Regions from separate parts of the Homo sapiens genome. Here region 2 is linked to region 1. A link is a loop called in an ENCODE intact Hi-C map of the cell type or tissue named here. Cell type or tissue: heart left ventricle. All regions are shown on one strand. Each heading gives the region's core, and the rest is flanking DNA. Links, peaks and the distances in the headings are about the cores only. Region 1 overlaps LDLRAD4 (low density lipoprotein receptor class A domain containing 4). Region 2 overlaps LDLRAD4 (low density lipoprotein receptor class A domain containing 4).

Evidence for each region. Peaks named below come from ENCODE experiments on the same cell type or tissue, not always from the same donor. Only the 100,000 strongest peaks of a DNase experiment are listed, where the experiment ranks them.
Region 2: it touches region 1 in a loop (2.0-fold over the local background); 2 of 110 quality-filtered maps call a loop at or near these places.

The regions. Positions count from the first base shown.
Region 1 is chr18:13,271,100-13,274,001 of GRCh38, reverse strand. All of the region lies in intron 1 of LDLRAD4 (low density lipoprotein receptor class A domain containing 4), which reads right to left. Among named protein-coding and RNA genes, the nearest start is that of C18orf15, 33 kb to the right of the region's middle. RefSeq lists an enhancer at 913-1,412. In heart left ventricle, for the core only: no CTCF peak of the experiment used is centred there; a DNase peak (open chromatin) is centred at 1,427; H3K27ac peaks cover 1,378 bases.
Region 2 is chr18:13,413,711-13,416,612 of GRCh38, reverse strand. The region is part of intron 3 of LDLRAD4 (low density lipoprotein receptor class A domain containing 4); the gene reads right to left. Among named protein-coding and RNA genes, the nearest start is that of LDLRAD4-AS1, 12 kb to the left of the region's middle. In heart left ventricle, for the core only: no CTCF peak of the experiment used is centred there; no DNase peak of the experiment used is centred there.

The DNA.
Region 1 (2,902 bases), core at 94-2,593:
CCACACGTGGGTTTCCAACAGCAGGGTCCTGTGGGGCTGCCGATCTCACTAACCCTAAACCACCTCCTGAATGACACGTCCCAGACACAGCTGTGAGCCATGGGCCCCTAAGAAGCAGAGCAAGAAGAGGCAGAGTGGGTGGAACTCCTGAAAAGGGACAGGCACCACCTCCCTTGCACCAGGACAGGACTGCATGAGGGGCTGGAGGATGGAAAACCCTGAAGGGAAGCAGGCGCGCTTATTCTTCATCTTTACGGTGTTCTCACTCTCTAAGGTAAAGGAAGATGGGAAATTTGTTTGGGCAAAAGTTGAAGAGAAGCCTGGCCGCAGGCTTCTGGCCTTTCTGGGGAGCAGGACTCACTCCAGCTGGTGGCTGGGTCCTGGGAAGCAGAGCCATTTAAAACACAAGGGGCTGGGTCCGGCAGCTCACACCTGGAATTCCAGCACTTTGAGAGGCCAAGGTGGGAGGATAGCTTAAGTTCAAGACAAGCCTGAGCAATATAGCAAGATCCTGTCTCTATAAAAAAGAAAATATTAGCCGGATGTGGTGGTGCGCACCTATAGTCCTATCTGCTCAGGAAGCTGAGGCGGGAGGATCTCTTGAGCCCAGGAGTTTGAGGCTGCAGTGAGCTATGATCACACCACTGCACTCCAGCCTGGGCAACAAAGTGAGACCCTGTCTCAAAAACAAATAAATTAAACACAAGGAGGCCCAGAGACAGAGTGAAGAGCCATCTCAGGAAAATCATAATGGGACAGAAAACACACGGAGCAGCTGGTGACATATGAAATAGAAAAGAAAGGCACCCTTCCCAAAACCAACCTTGCTTTATGATGTTTTTTTCAGAAACATTGCAGATGGACCCACCCCATCACCACAGATGCAGTAACCCACCTGATTTTTGCATCAGGGACAGTGTCACATCATAAAATGCACGTGTGCATTCATTCATGCATTCAACCTGTAAATGCCACATCGTTTTTGTTTTGACAATTTTCTAACATCTTTACTAGCTGATGCACCACAGCTCCCTAGCTTCTCTCTCTCTCACAGGACTACATTATTCTGAGTAAATTGAAGCCAAGACAGACTGACCATAGGTGCGTCTTTCCTAGGGCCTCATCGGCCAGCACCAGGAATCTGCACTCACTGGGTCTGGCCTCAGTGAAGAGCTAGCGGTCATGGTAACCCCAGTCAAGAGCAACAGGAGGTCTCCAGCTGTCCCTGAAGTGTCCCAGCTGGGTCTACAAGGCTGCCATGCAGAGTGACCATGCACTGGCCATGGCTCCTACAGGCTGCATAATGCCTCTGTCCCCGCAGCAGCCTAAAGCATGACCGCCTGTGTCCTAACAAAGCTGCAGCAAGCATTTCATCAGCGCCTTTCAGATTCGAGGAACACATACGGAGCACGCGGCATGGGGTGATACCCAGGGACACTAACGCGGCCAGGAGGAGCGAGACAGAGGCGAAAGCCAGGCACCGTCTGGCAGCTGTCTCGCTGTGTTTGAGTGTTCTTCTCCCCAAATAGAAATGAAAGTCTCTTCAAACCAGATGCAACAGTAAAGTGGTCCAATTTTGCTTGCCGGGAACGAACAAGGAATGGCGATGGCCACCCGGCAAGTCCCCTCTTCTGGAGCACAGAGCACCAACTCCGGCCATTGCTGGGGCACAGTTCAAGTGTCCAGTCTCTTCAAAGACCTGAGTCCCACGACAACCCTCTAGGGGATTTCTACCTGGACCAAGGCAACCCAGACCCCGAGCAGCTGCCACACACAGGTCAGGAGCATCCCTCAAAGTCAGCACTGAGGGCCAGGTGTGGTGGCTCACGCCTGTAATCCCAGCACTTTGGGAGGCTGAGGCGGGTGGATCACGAGGTCAAGAGATCGAGACCATCCTGGCTAACACGGTGAAACCCCATCTCTACTAAAAATACAAAAATTAGCTAGGCATGGTGGCATGCACCTGTAGTCCCAGCTCCTCGGGAGGCTGAGGCAGGAGAATCACTTGAACTTGGGAGGCGGAGGTTGAAGTGAGCCGAGATTGTGCCACTGCACTCCAGCCTGGCAAAGCAAGACTCCGTCTTAAAAAAAAAAAAAAAAAAAAAAAAGCACTGAACAGGAGGGTGGGGTGGAAACTGACTTGCTGGGAGCAGTCCCTGTACCAGGGCTGGTTCAGCTTTTCCCACCCTCTCCCTTCAACCAAGATCTGTCAGTCAAAGCAAAAGCAGTCTATGTGCCTAATGTCAACTAACACTCTCTTGGCTCAAGTGCTCAGGCAGCAAAGTTCAGAGGCCCCACCTCCTGCGCGTCAAAAATTCCAGAGCCATCTACAGGAAGACAGGACAAGGCCAACCTCAGGGAACGCTATCGGCATTCAAGGACTTCACGCAACAGGGGCTTATCAGATAGTGAACATGCCAGGCCCTGTGTCAGATGCTGAGGACATCACAAGGGGAAGAACACTGAGAAGAGGCCTTCGACCCGGACTCTTTGGTCTTCATTGGTAGCTAAGATCTCCTTCGGCAGACTCAAAAAGACCTCGTGAACTAAGTACCCAGAAAGTGCGCTGGAAGCCCCCCAGTGGGAATTGGGAAATGGGCCTTCTACAGGCTCAGAGGGTCCCTCTCCACCCTTCGCTTTCACACAGGCACTGAACGCCTAACGTCACGATGCCAAAGAAATGGACGATCCTACAGTCGTCTACATCAGCAGCAAGAAATCATTTTGGTTACAGTCACTTGAGTCTTAGCTAACCCTCATTAGAGTCTCATTATTTAAGTGTCAATGGTATAATAGGACAGTTCTATATTAACTAGAATGGTTTAAAAATCATGACACCCTATTTCCCAGCATTTCTGAATGGCAAAATGTTTACTGCTCACTGGTGTATGTGTTTAGTTGT
Region 2 (2,902 bases), core at 128-2,627, 140 kb before region 1:
CAGCATCATACCAAGAAACACAGATGTCAGAAGTAGACACAGAGCTTTCTTTAAGCCATCATATAATTCAAACGGTGGTTCTCTGCTGAAGCCTGTTTTCACCGTGTGTCTCTATAGCAGAGACGTGATCCCGAGCCCTGCTCACATGCCCAGAGAGATGACGAACCCATTAAGTGAAGGTGGAACCACCAACCACTAAACACAAAGTTCCTGTTATTGTTGGAAAAGGAAACTGGAAACAAAAGCCAGGGTTTCAAAAAGTGACAGTGCTTGGAGGATCTCATGCAAACCACTTAAAAGAAGGGCAAGAACTGGAAGAGGTCTGGGTACCCCACACTTGGCTGGAGAACACAGAATCGTGGGCATTCGCATTTAAAGCTGCACACTCAACCCTCAAAAGGTGCTCCTGGGCATCACTGGGCCCACTTCGCCAAAGGGAAACTGAGGATGATGACTCGCCATAGCTCAGAATAGCCCACGTGTGGCAGAGCTGGACTCAGCAGAGTGAGGACTCCAGTGTCCCCGCCAGCCCGATCTCTTCATGGAAGGTCTGGTCAGCCTGCCCTCAGCCCTGCGCCCTGCAGGGCACTGTGATGACTGGCCAGCACAGCCCACACCAAAGCTCTCCTACGACGCAAGTCACCGCAGAGATGAAGACAGAGCCATGCACGTTCCCCTCCTCTCAACCTCCATCCTGGAAGGCTCTCCCCTGGGACTGAGACACAGCTTCAAAGAAGGAGCCACGTGGGGTACAAGGGCATAGAGGGAGCACCCCTCCGGGCAGCCCAGGCTCCCCACCCACCCTGATGCCTGCTGGGCTGGGACACCGGGCAGCGTGGCCCTGGCTCCAGGCCCTGGCTTTTCCTTGGAGAACTGGAATCCAGTGGGAAAGATGGATATGGCGGACTGCAAGGGTTTGCAAGGGACCGTCCTGGGGGGGTGAGGTTTGCCTCTCTAGTAACCTGGAGGTGTCATCCACTTTGTGTATTAATCCTGGGGGCTCCCCTCAGTACACTACGTACCTGAAACTCTTGGAAACAAGAGCAGCTCCTCAGACAGCCCTAACCACCGGGGAGACAAGTCTGCCTATACAACCAGACTTCCTTTGGTGGGAAAGCACACCTCCCACCCCACACCCACCCTAGAGTAGCCGGGGCCTTGGCCTCAGGGCTGCCACCGCAGCTGTTCAGAAGAGCCACATCATCAGCTCAGGCGCACTATGTGCTATAGACACAGGCACGCAAGCCTCGTCTGTGGGGAAGGGTCGTTAACTGGAGAAAGGTCATACTTCCAGTCTATTACCCACCGTAATGAGCAAATGCAAATGAGAGACCTTTCTCAGGTCATAAGAGACTGTGTGTTTTGGAAACCTGAATAATCCCTTAACTGAGGAGGAAACTCAAGAGGAATAAGCCAGCATTTCTGGGGCTCAGGGCCCTGTGTTGTATTATTCCAGAGACCTCCAGGCAACAGATGCCCCCACAACCAGCCTCCCAGAGTAGCTGAGATTACAGGCATGGACCACACTGCCCAGCCCAGCTGTACTCTCACAGAAAGAAGATATAAAACTTCTTGGAAAAACTTACTAAAGAATGCAAATTACTACACAGCAATCTTTAGGTATCTGTAAGCACTGGACATCTCCAGTTTGAACCACAGACAAATGTCAATTATCCAAGGTCATGCATGAAAACAGTACCAAGAGTGGTTGCCCAAAAAACACTTCCATAGGCTTTGCAAAGAGTCTGTTTTAATACTTCGCTTGGCATACAGATGTGTCTGATAATCAGGGAGTTTACTGCCTGGCAAATAATGAAGCCACCCTAAGAAGGTCTACACAGTCCAAGGACAGAAGGGCGTGTGGGCTTCTCCTTCTCGAGCTCCCCACCCTTTCCTGCTGAGGACAGCAAGGGCAGGTGTCTGCAAGCCAGCCTCCTCCCTCACCATCCCTGTCCTGAGGAGATAATGAGTCCTTTTGGTTTAATGGACCTCCTGCTGGGCTGCAGCAAACACAGAAATGCAAAAGTAAGAAAGAAACTGTAATTTGTGACAATGGGGGACTTTAGCATATTCTCCAGTTAATCGTGTAATTAGTAAATGGAAACATGACTCCTCTTTGTAAAATTCAAATTCCACAGCCTGGCATCAAATGCACTCCAGTGTCTGGGTCCTGCCTGTCCTCTGGCCTCTAAGTGACAGTGACAATAGAGATGCCAACTGCATGAGGAAGGTACTGAACTGTACATTCACTGGCCCACTTAGTGCAATGAGGTGGGTATCAGTAACCCCATCCTACAAGGATGAAACGGGCTCCAAGAGGTCATGTGACTTGCCCAAAGCAACAAAGCCAAGCAATGGTGGGGATGGAGGCATCTCCCAAGGATGCCTGGCCCCAAGGCCCACCTGCTGTCCCTTCAACCAAGAGTCTTGCCTGCTAAGGCAGGCACCCCAAGATGTTCATCTCTGGATTTCATTTGTGCCTGGCACAAAACGAGGCATGAGGTAGACCTCCACTACAAATTTTGGAACAAAGCATGGTGGACTATAGTGCACCTCTGGTTTGAGAAAATATGTCCAGCACACCACCAGAGCAACACCATCCACTTATTTAATGATCACAAACAAGAAAACCTCGGGTATGGGTAGAAACGCAGGTACTCTCTTATAATTATTTCTTTTCCCAGTGATTTAAAAAAAAATTTTTTTTTTTTAATTTCTGGAGTTTCTCTATGTTGCATGGGCTGCACTCCTACTCCTGGGCTCAAGCACTCCTCTGCCTCAGCTTCCCACAGTCGCTGAGATTACAGGCGTGTGCCACCCCGCCCAGCCCAACCATACTCTCTCCTAGAAAGAAGATATAAAACTTCTTGGAAAAACTTACTAAAGAATGCAAATCACTACA